Regions from separate parts of the Homo sapiens genome. Here region 1 is linked to region 2. A link is a contact called in ENCODE Hi-C data. All regions are on one chromosome and are shown on one strand. The core of a region is the stretch at or near the end of the contact, and the rest is flanking DNA. Distances in the headings are between cores, read along the strand shown.

Region 1 (5,698 bases), core at 782-3,281, 490 kb before region 2:
AAGTGTCTTTAAACAGAAATTCACGAAACAAGGTAATATATTAATCAGTTGATGAAAATGTAACCAGATGCTACAGAAACCCAATCCGGTATTTCCCTTAGGAGCAATGGTTCTGTATTTGCTCATTCAGTGTTCATGGTGACTTTATAGAACATTAACTACTGTAAGTAGTGAGAATTGACTGTACTCTAAATGCCTAGTACTTAGTTGGGGCTAAACATATACTTATTCATTTGTCATTTTTCTGTACACATAAGGATAAAATGATAAAATTTTCTTTGAGGGATGAAGGGACGGCTGCTTCCCCACCCTCCTCTTAGAGTGTTTCCTTGTAAACATAATAGGGCCAATGAGTGGGCCAACCTTTTTACTTTACAATGAAAGGTTTGAGGCCTTCTGTTCCTTGGTAACATAAACATATACCTCCAAAATTAACTGTCTCATGAAGTGTACAGGAAACTATTGCAAGGTAAATCAATTTATCTCTCAAGGAGATAAGACAAGATTGAATTATTCTTTCTTCTGCCTCACTGTAGAAACTTGGATCAAATTCTGTCAAGATGCTGTAGGTACTTTTGAGCTACCTTACATGCAAGTAAATCTGGTAGGGCTTACTCTAAAAAATTGTGTTCCCTGTCTCTTCTATATTGGTACAGAAGGGTCTTTTGTTGGTAGGACTATTTTATTTTATTTTATTTTATTTTATTTTATTTTATTTTATTTTATTTTATTTTATTTTATTTTTTGGGACAGAGTCTCGCTCTGTTGCCCAGGCTGGAGTGCAGTGGCACAATCTAGGCTCACTGCAAGCTCCACCTCCCGGGTTCACGCCATTCTCCTGCCTCAGCCTCCCGAGTAACTGGGACTACAGGCGCCCACCACCACGCCCGGCTAATTTTTGTGTTTTTAGTAGAGAGACGGGGTTTCACATTGTTAGCCAGGATGGTCTCGATCTCCTGACCTCGTGATCCGTCCGCCTTAGCCTCCCAAAGTGCTGGGATTACAGGCGTGAGCCACCGCGCCCGGCCTATTTTATTTCTTAAATGTATGTTTGAGTTTTATTCTGGGGAGGCTGTTATTCCTTAATTTCTTGGGATTGTTTGTATCTGTCAATGACTGAATGGCTTTTTTGGCTTTGCTATTATGCCGTTCAAATTATACTAATGCACCTGTTAAGTTAAAGTGGTTATGCTTGTGGGCTCTCAGTAAATCAATTTTGCTGCTGAATAGTGAAGCAGTTCAGGGTTTCCATATTTCTGTGTCTATTTGGAAACCAGAAAAATGGATGTCTGGATATTTTGCAAAGTGTCTGATGATCCTATTTGTTGATTGAGAATGTTGCAGGCATGGGAAGAAAGGTTGCTTAGACTCTAAATTGTATGGCATGATTCTCAGTTACTGGCTCCAGCCATGAGCCAGATGCCTGATTTTTCTAGGAGATATGTAAATTCAATAATTTAAGATAGAAACTAATTCAGGACTCCATTGATTCATCTTGACTGTTTTGAAGAACTCATTTCACTAAAGGATGATGCCGGTGATGCTTGCTTTTACTCATCAACCTGTCCCCTCCTCCCCTATGTACTTCTTTCCCTGGAGACGTTCTGAGTGGTGTCTGAGTCAGTGATTCAGGACACTGCTGCCTACAGGGCAGGGTTTCCTAACCATCCTTTGTTGTGATGGGAGCTGTCCTGTGCACTGTAGGATGTTTAGCAACATCCCTGGCTTCAACCCGTTAAATGCCAGTAGCATGCCCCCTTCCAGTTGTGACAACCGAAAATCCCCAGACATTGCCAAATGTCCCCTGGTCCCTACTGAGAAGCACTCTTTAGGGAGAGAAGGTGTATCTGTGCTAAGTTGAGGTTTCCAGTGTTTCCTGTCTCTAAGATTGAAAGTAAATGAGCCTTAAGGGCAGCAACAGAAGCTCATAAGTACCTGCCACTGAGGAAGCCCCCTTGGTTGTCCTAAGAGGAAATGTGACTACCACATGACAAAGGTTCTTCTTAGAAGTTTGTTGGGCTGTTCACAACTTGCCGGCATGTAGGGAACAGCACCTGTTGTGTATCTCGGTTTTCTTGTCTACACAGGGAATAAAACGCTGCCCCTTAAACAAGTTTTATTTTGTTTTGCTTTTAGTTTCTTTTCTGCCTCATAGAGGACAACAAGCCTAGCAGCTTCTGGAAGATGAAGAACAATGTAAGCATCTGAATTTCATCCCTTCTCAGTTCTCTAGAGCTCTTAACCTTAATAGTTGGGAGCTTCCCTTTTTCAATAGTTCCTTTCTTAGGACCTTTGTCCAATCAAGTTAATTGGCTTACCACGGAAAGGCAGAAGAGCATGGTGACTAAGATAATAGACCCAGTTTAAAGCCTGGCTCTGCCACTCACTTTGTGTGACTTTGATTGGCTGTTTAATTTCTGGGTGGCTTAGGTTTCTTCTTTTAAAAATGCTGATAATAATATTACCATTCTTACATGATTGTTGAGAATTTTGAATGAGTTAATATCCTCATAGCACTTGGCATAGTGATGCAAGGAAAAATTTGTACTTCAGTGGTAACCCACATGCCTTTATCAATTTTGATTCTGTGGGAGTTCAGTTACGACTCTCACTTGTAGATAACTGACAGCAATGCAAAAGGATTCTTGTCTATAGACATGAAAATGTCCAATCATTCGTGTTGCAGTCATTGAATCCCTTTTATTTCACTGTTTCTCTCAGTAGAGGCCATGGGGAGCTGACATCTTTGGCTATTGTTCCTTTCAGTGTCTATGTAATAAATTGCCTGAATCTAAAAAGGATTCATGTTTCTTTACTGGTCAAATATGCCAGGCCTTGGCCTTACCTTGTGCTTGACAACCAGAATTTGAAATTAGGTTTCCCTGACTTTCCAAAGTCTATCTGTTTGTCACTGTATCTCTTTACACTCCTGGGTATTTTTTTCTTAATAGCCTGCCATCTTTTAACTATCCTTTTTTTGCAGTAAGATTTATGATTGAGTGTTAGTGTCCATCTGAAACAGAATGCACAAACATCTGTGGCCTCCATCCCAGCCTGTATTCCTTATCTACTGCTGCATAACACCTTACCCCAAAACTTAGCAGCTTGAAATAACACATGGTTTATGCGATCATGAATTTAGGCATAGCTTAGGTATATGGGTCCTCTGGTTTGGGGACTCTTACAACCCTGTAATTAAGGTGCCAATCAAGGCTATGATTTTTTCTTACCTGAAGCTCAAGTAGAAAAGGATCTGCATCCAAGCTCACTCACGTGGTTGTCATCAGGATTCAGTTCTTCAAGGGCGGCTGGACTGAGGCATCAGTTCCCTGTTGGCTGTTGGCCTGAGGCTTCCCTCGGTTCCTTAAACTGGGCTTTTCCAACATGGCAAGTTACTTTATCAAAGTGTGCAAGCTAAGTAGGCAATAAAGAAAGCCTGCTGAGGTGACATCTCATCCTTTTCCATATTCTAGTCACTGTTTTCTGCCCACTCTTTATTTTTTATTTTATTTATTATTTTCATTTTATTTATTTATTTATTTATTTATTTATTTATTTATTTATTTTGAGATGGAGTCTCGCTCTTGTCTCCCAGGCTGGAGTGCAGTGGCACGATCTCAGCTCACTGCAAACTCTGCTTCCTGGGTTCAAGCGATTCTCCTGCCTCAGCCTCCCAAGTAGCTGGGATTACAGGTGCACACCATCATGCCCGGCGAATTTTTATATTTTTAGTATAGATGGGGTTTCGCCATGTTGGCCAGTCTGGTCTCAAACTGCTGACCTCAGGTGATCTGCCCGCCTCGGCCTCCCAAAGCACTGGGATTACAGGCGTGAGCCTCTTATCAGGAAGGAAGTATACAGGGGTGTGAACACCAGAAAGTGGGAATCACCAGTGACCATCTTAGAAGTCTGCCTATCACACAACCAACTGTGAACCAAATCTGTGGGCTCCAGCGAGGCACAATCTGAACCAAATCTCAAGGGGCATACAATAGAACCATAACCCAAAATTCCCCAGGTCTTACAAGCAGGGGTAGAAATGAGGTAACATTATTATTAATGCCCAAATATAGCTGGATCATAGTCCCTATCTGCTGACACCAGACCTCCAGCCTTTCCCTCAAAGTCAACTTTGGTTATTTCTGAGAGTCCACAAGGAGTATCTCACACCGTCTCATGAATGAGCCCTCCTCAGTCTTTGGTTGCAACTTTGAAGAAATGCAACCAGGCACTGACATTATCACTGGTGCTGTCAGAAGTATTCCCAAAGATGGGAAAGGAAACCCTCAAGATGCTATATAGGACTTGTTTCCTTCAGACATCATTGCACTTCTGAAGCCATCTTCTACAAAATGAACAAACACGTGACAGAATGCTCCCGCCCTGCTCTAAGTCACAACTTGGATACCCAGATAGTACTGCTTATGTCCCAATGTTCCTGCTGTGTAAAGCCCCCTCTATTTGATTCAGATCCCCTTGCTCAAATCAGGTTGAGGAATGGATATCATATCATCTTCTTTACCTTTTCATCCCTCCCGTCTCCACTCCCAGGTGCTCAAAACTCCCTCACCACTTTCCATCCATGTTAATAACTAGAGTCAGTCTTTAGGAAAAAGCCCTGATTTGGATCACTTGCCAGTTTTCAAGGTATCAATGTTTCCAGCATGCATGATTACAAACTACAAATGTGATATCACTGAACATGGGGTTGGGAGATGTGCACAATCAGTTCTATGCAAATTGGTACAAGCTAGTTCCAGCCTATCTCCGAAGGGCCAGTGGCCCAGGAGACACAGCCACATCCTGGACTAGCTGGAACTTCACTACATGCTCTGTATTGGAATTTTGCTCCTATGTGGTAGGGCGTAGAATTAAATCACTTTACTGGTACTCCAGTCGTGACTATGGCTTTTGTACATTCCTTTCATGGAAATTGCTTTTACTGCAAAATGGCCTGAATCTCATTATCCTCAGAGAAAAGTCTGAGGTGTTCAGAAAGCTCCCAAAGTTACAGTCCCTTTAAGATTTGTACCCTAAAACTTAAAGTATAATAAAAAAAAGATTAACTTCCTGTTTCCCCAAATACTCATGAACTCAAGGCTACTTCCCAGACTTCATTGTTCCTCTTGGTTTTTTATATTTCTACTCTATATTCTTCCATGTTGGCTGAGACTGAAACACTGAGTTTCTACCAAGTTTCTTCCTTCTTGGTTTTGACTAGGACTTTATCTTATTGATAAGGGACATTACTACCCCATGTAAGTCGATCCAGTATCTTTTTTTGAGGGGCGGCTTGCCCCTCTACTCTAAATATGATCGTGGATTCAATGCCCTTTAACACACAAAGCTTATTGAGATTTGGAGAAGAGCCAGGCAGCCACATATTTCTTTCTAATTTCACAGCTCTGTGACCTTGGGTGAATTACCTAACTTCCCCAAGTCTGACAATCTCTGTATGTTTAGTGGAGATAAGATTACCTATCTCCTCAGTTTGTTACGAGGATATAAATTAGATGATGGATATAAAGTTTCAGGCATAGAGTAGGTGCTCGTCAAAAAGTATTATTTGCCAATTAAAAATAAAAATTTAAAAAGCATTAAAAATATCTCCAAATACCCTATCATTGCTTTTATTATTATTACTATTATTTCCTTTCTCTCTCTCTATCCATTTCTAAGCATGGATGAGTCTTCTATC
Region 2 (6,062 bases), core at 1,296-3,795:
CAGAGGTGGGAATGAGAATTCTGGCTTTGCTTTTTCTGTTTGATCTCTTACCTATATTCAGTAACTGTATCACGAGAAAAAAATATAGTCAAGTTAATCCTGGTGCCAAAGATTCATGGTGCTGTACAATTTCATGTTTATAGTTTCACTGCCAAGTTGCCATTTTTATTGCCTAATTAAGGAGCTCACACCTGCCATTTAATGCTGGGGAAATCAGATTTCCTTGGCAGAGATGGATGATGACAGCACTGACTACCTGGCCCATCCCAGTGTCACCACCCTCACCCCATTTTCTCTCCATATCTAATATTGTTGAGTTCTATACTGAGTAGTTGAGTAAAGAGTTACTTATTAAAGTGCTGTTTGCAGAAACAGACACTGAGTGGCAATGCCTCCAAGCCTGGTATCTGCAGGAACCACCCAATTATAAATGGACCTTTGGGGACCAATTAGTTTGTTGGGCATTGGACGGTACACAGGCCTAGTGAGTTGATATTCTTTCCAAAGATGAATACATTTCTCTCCATTATGGTGGTCAGAAAATTGTTTAAAGTAGCTTGCCAAAACTTACTATCCGTGTGAGTTTCATGAGTGGAGAGGTACAAGAAGAGTAAAACTGCCAGCCCTAGAATACACAAGCAACACCAGGTGATATCCATTGTTAGAGGCACCATAGGGACACTCTGCAGAAAGGCACCTCTAAGTCTCAGCCTCCTGCAAATGTAGGCATCTGAGAGAGTCAAGGTGAAGGAGGGGTTAGCATCTGGAGGAAGTAGGGCAATGCAGCATCTTCTTCCCTGTGCTTATGTCTGCCACGTCACTACATTTTTGGCTGATAGACAAGCACATTGATTCCTGCCATAGTCTACTTCCTGTGCCTGCACCTTCAGTGACAAAACAAGTGATGTATGTTTATTATCTAACAAGGGCAGGAATAAGGGGGAAGTGGGGATTCGGAACAAATTGCCCACTGGTGGAAAAACAATCTCAATGAAGAAAAGACCCAATTGGGTGATCTCAGTATTGGAAAGACAACAATGGGCTTTGGGGAGATGATGAGATGATGCTTCACTTAATAAATGTTTGTGTAGTCAGAGAGTGTGTGTGTTTGTGTGTGTGTGCATGGGAGAGAGAGAGAGAAAAGGAGAAAGAAAGAGAAGAGAAAAACTGGGAGACTATGAAGATATGGAAGAAAGAAAAAAAAGGAAAAATAATGAATATTTTTGAAGCTAGACCAACTTGGATTTGAATCCTAGGTGAATGACCAATGAATTTGGAAAAATTACTTAACCTTTTTGAATCTTGATTTCTTCATATCAAAGTAGGGGCCCACACATTCCAGTTTCATGGGGTCATTGAAGGATTGAATAAGATACTTTATATAAAACTTAACACTCATTTGGCAGATTGTAGATTCTCAGACACATTGGCTTGTAAGGGATGAGCCCCTGAAGACACTGCATAATTCAAAACTTGCATAATTCAAGGCAGTTTTCCCCACAGGAATAATGTAAAGTAAAATATCTTGTATTTGATGTTTTGTGCATGGACTAAGACTTTGTTAGTATTTTTATATTGCTTTGCTTTAAATTCACATAATCTAAGTTCACATAAATGGAACTTCATTGCAGTGAGCACTCCTGTATATCATGGGGACTGATATATGCTGTTACAAAAAGAAAACAGAACAAAATCACCACCACCACTATCATCAACAAAAAGCTTACACCACCACCATTCTATGAGTTATCTCCATTATAAGGATAAGGAAGCTGAGTTCACTCATTAACTTTACCAAGATCACACAGCAAAAGAATAGTTGAGCTGCGATTTGCATTAAATCTGGCTTGACTCCAAATTCTGTGCTTTTCTGCCTCACTGACCCCTGTGGGAACCTCCCTCTCTGGCGATGAGTCAGAAGAATTACTCACAGACTGTGCTTACACCAGATGACAACATCTGATGTGGAAAAGAGGTGAGAAGGTACATGCAGTGGGACTGGCAAGCAAGAAACAACAGTAGCACTGTCACACCTGCAGCCATGGACATACTGTGAAGATAAGTGTTCATAGATGGCAGATAACCGCAATCTTCATTTGTTTTCTCAGTCAGCAATTAGTGCCTCGACTACTTGTATACTATTTGTGCATTTACTCCCTACCCTAACCCAGGTTCAAAATTCATACTTACAAGCAAGGAAATAAAAGAGGGAAGTTTAATAACTGTTATTTGGAAAGGCCTTGGAATGGTGGGTAAGGTTTATAGTGATGGGTAGAGGAATATGGAAGAGCTGACAGGTCTCCACTCCCTGGACTGAGCTTGTTGGTTTATGATTTCCAAGTTGCCTATGCCTCCTATAGTGGGATGAGGAGCCAAATCAGGAAGGAAGCAGTGGCCAAACCTTTCACCCCTGACCATTTCTCAAACTCAGAACCTTACCAGAGTGAGTGGGTGTACCTGTGTTAAGTGACTATGTGCAGATGCGTCATCATCTCATAACAATTATGGATGATGTACTCCTGAGATGAACAGTGGGTAAGATATGTAGGGAATGGGTGATTCTGGAGTACAAAATAGAGGCAGTCTTAGAAGCCCAGTTCAAGTTGCAGTGATGGAGAAATCATTTCCTCAGAATACCTAGAATCTTGTGATAACTCCAGGATACAAAGAGGCCCCTTCTGGTGCTGAACTTCTCCACCAATGCACCTGAACCCTCTGAGCACTGTGATGCTACATCCTGGGGATGAGAACAGGGATTCCTTTAGTGGAGGGCCATAGAGTATTTAATATATGAGAGTATAGTGTGAAATATGAATTTCAATTGAATGGTAGAGTCAGTGGTAGCCGAGAAGCTTTCCGACCCAGACTCTGGCTTGTGGACTGATTTAGTGTCAGCTCTGTACTTTAATGTGAGCTCACAGTGGAGGCTGCAGATCATCAAGGATGTCTCGATAGGAGCCAACTTGCCAGACACCTTCCCTTCTTGGCATGGCACTCTGGGCGCTCAAGCCTAGTGTGTTCTAACCTAAAGCTCTTGAAGTTAATCAGCTACCTACTGTTTCATACTATTCAAAGTGAAACTGAAATGGAAAAATTCCAGGCATCCACCACGCTCCAGGTTCCATGTGGGGAGGAGAAAACAAGAAAAGGAGCTACAGGTCAGTCAAAGGTTTGTAATTAATGTGGTTCAAAAGCTTCTGGCTGGGCTGTTGATCTCACTTTTTGTTAGTTATAAATTACCAAAGATTATGTCTCTACTGTATCCACTTCCTATAGTTGAGCAGCATTTTGATACAAGTCAGCTCCATTCCTTTCTCTTTAACAAAAAAACCAGAAGCACAAATCACCCATTAATAGTTAAATACCTATTTGCAATAGATACTAGCCTACAGGAGTCTGTAATGATTAAAAAGAAATCCTACTGCCTCTTGAGTAAAATGACATAAGTAGATGTGTAAGCTCTTTGAAGAAATAAAAGGCCATGCCATCAGATAGCATTATTATTTTTCAATATGGAAGTGTACAGAATGCTTAAAAGATAAAGTGTAAGTGTGAAAATATTTTGGTTGGGCTCATTGAGTGCCTCAGTTTCTAACATATCAGTTGCATACATCTGCTTCAGAAAGTTTAGATCAATCTCAGCCCCTTGGCGGAAATCAATCCAGTATGACTATCTAAAGTAAGAGAAAGCAGCAAGGCTGTGTTAGAGAGAGCCATGAGAAGATGCCAAAAATGTGGACCTCAGCTTTGCCACTGGCTCACATTGCAAATTTGGGCACATTATCTCACGATTTGGGGTCTCACACTCCCACTTGGGATATAAAAGGATCGGGCTGATAATTTTCAAGGGTTCTGCTATTCTAAGATTCTGTGACTCAAGGGAAATAAAAAGTGATGAGAGAGGAAACCACATCAATAGCAGTATGGGTTCCCAATGTCAAGGTGATCAGAGCTGTGAGTCCCAGTAACAGCCTTCAGGCCCTCTACTCTGCATTCTTAGCACTTTCAGTATCATCTGATAATGTCTATTCATTGAATGCCTCTATGTGCCAGGCAAGACTTGCCTAAAATAGTGAATTCCTTGCTTAGAAGCAAATAGTACTAATTCAGGAAAAACAATTGCATGTGCAATACTATGTGCATAGCAGATACACTGAGTTTACTTGCAGATTCAATGGACAATTCTCACATAAACCCTCAGCAACTCACCCCAAGCTCTGCTTTTCTGCCTAAGAGATTTCTCTGGTACCTTGGAAACTTTCTTGACATGCATGCAAGGAAGCCTAGAACACTACCAGGGGCAGTCCTCAACCATGGAAGGATGGGGGTTGGTGGATAAAGACCCTGGATTTCCTGGTACTTGTTGGGGCAATCTGAAGAGAATTCTACACAGTTTTTGGAGGATCCCTAGCATAATTGAACACTAGTTGTCCCTCATGGTAACCAACTCAATAATACACTTGTTTGCCTTTTCTCTTTTCACTATTTACATTCCACATTCTCTCTTGTCTTTCTTGTCACCATCTTTCAAATAAACTGCATCCAAATGCTTGTCACAGGGTCTGCAGTTTACTGAAACAAATGACTCAAACCCCAAATTAGATCAGGAGAGCCTATCACAAAAATGATGCCTGCCACATCATTGCCATTTAGAACCAGGATAGCAAAGAAACACATCCTGAAAATTTTTTTCTTACTAGCAAATATCCTATGCCTGGCTGGCTTGCCCATCACCAGTAAGAATGGAGTGTTGACATGAATCAAAAAACATTCTTCAAGCAGTAAGTACCAAATCAATTTAGGACCTATATTGCCCATATGATTTAACACCTATCACTTCCCTTTTTGCTCTGCACAGCTAGTTTTAAATTTATAAAATTAGAATAATGGAGCTGAAACAGAAACTAGTATTTCCTGTCTAATACTGTGCGAGAATCATTCAGCATATGCCAACTCTCCTGGGGTCAGATAATGAGAGCACCTTATTTGCAGAAATGTTATATAAATAATCTGTCCCACCCTGAGCTCCTTAGGAGGACAGAGTCACAGTTACATTTTGAGCCTATAAGGATGTGGATATTACGAAAGTACAAATTACTCCTGTTGACAGGACATCAGTTAGTTAAAGGTTTTAACAGTGATATGGTTTGGCTGTGTCCCCACCCAAATCTTATCTTAAATTTCCATGTGTTATGGGAGGGACCTGGTGGGAGGTAATTGAATCATGGGGGCAGGTCTTTCCCGTGCTGTTGTCATGATAGTGAATAAGTCTCGCGAGATCTGGTGGTTTTAAAAATGAGAGTTTCTCTGCACAAGCTCTCTTTTGCCTGCTGCCGTCCACATAAGATGTGACTTGCTTCTCCTTGCCTTCCACCATGATTGTGAGGCCTCCCCAGCCACGTGGGACTATAAGTCCATTAAACCTCTTTCTTTTCTAAATTGCCCAGTCTTAGATATGTCTTTATCAGCAGTGTGAAAACAAACTAATACAGTAAACTGGTACAATAGAGTGGGGTATTGCTGAAAAGATAGCCAAAAATATGGAAGTGACTTTGCAACTGGGTAACAGGCAGAGGTTGGAACAGTTTGGAGGGCTCAGAAGACAGGAAAATATAGGAAAGTTTGGAACTTCCTAGAGACTTGTTGAATGGCTTTGACAAAAATGCCGATAGTGATATGAACAATAAGGTCCAGGCTGAGGTGATCTCAGGTGGAGATAAGAAACTTGTTGGGAACCAGAGCAAAGGTGACTCTTATTATGTTTTAGCAAAGAGACTGGAGGCATTTTGCCCCTGGCCTAGAGATTTGTGGAACTTTGAACTTGAGAGAGATGATTTAGGGTATCTTGTAGAAGAAATTTCTAAGCAGCAAAGCATTCAAGAGGTGACTTCGGTGTGGTTAAAGGCATTCAGTTTCAAAAGGGAAACAGCATAAAAGTTTGGAAAATTTGCAGCCTGACAATGCAATAGAAAAGTAAATCCCATTTTCTGAGGAGAAATTCAAGCTGTCTGCAGAAATCTGCATAAGTCGAGGGGCCAAATATTAATCACCAAGACAATGAA

The links. A loop is a pair of places that touch in the nucleus more often than their neighbours do. Pooled maps may share reads with other maps.
Region 1: a map with no recorded cell type shows a loop between it and region 2 (11-fold over the local background). The contact joins two enhancer-like sites. A Hi-C loop is called at or near these places in 23 of 37 single-sample maps with no recorded cell type and 5 of 50 pooled maps.

What each region holds. Positions count from the first base shown.
Region 1 is chrX:15,155,209-15,160,906 of GRCh38, reverse strand. No RefSeq gene overlaps it. Among named protein-coding and RNA genes, the nearest start is that of ASB9, 110 kb to the left of the region's middle. Within about 2 kb of position 2,031, at least 4 of the 41 ENCODE cell types and tissues checked have a DNase peak (open chromatin) inside an H3K27ac peak, as active enhancers do.
Region 2 is chrX:14,669,839-14,675,900 of GRCh38, reverse strand. The region is part of intron 7 of GLRA2 (glycine receptor alpha 2); the gene reads right to left. Among named protein-coding and RNA genes, the nearest start is that of GLRA2, 140 kb to the right of the region's middle. RefSeq lists enhancers at 1,780-2,074, 1,518-2,717. Within about 2 kb of position 2,545, at least 2 of the 41 ENCODE cell types and tissues checked have a DNase peak (open chromatin) inside an H3K27ac peak, as active enhancers do.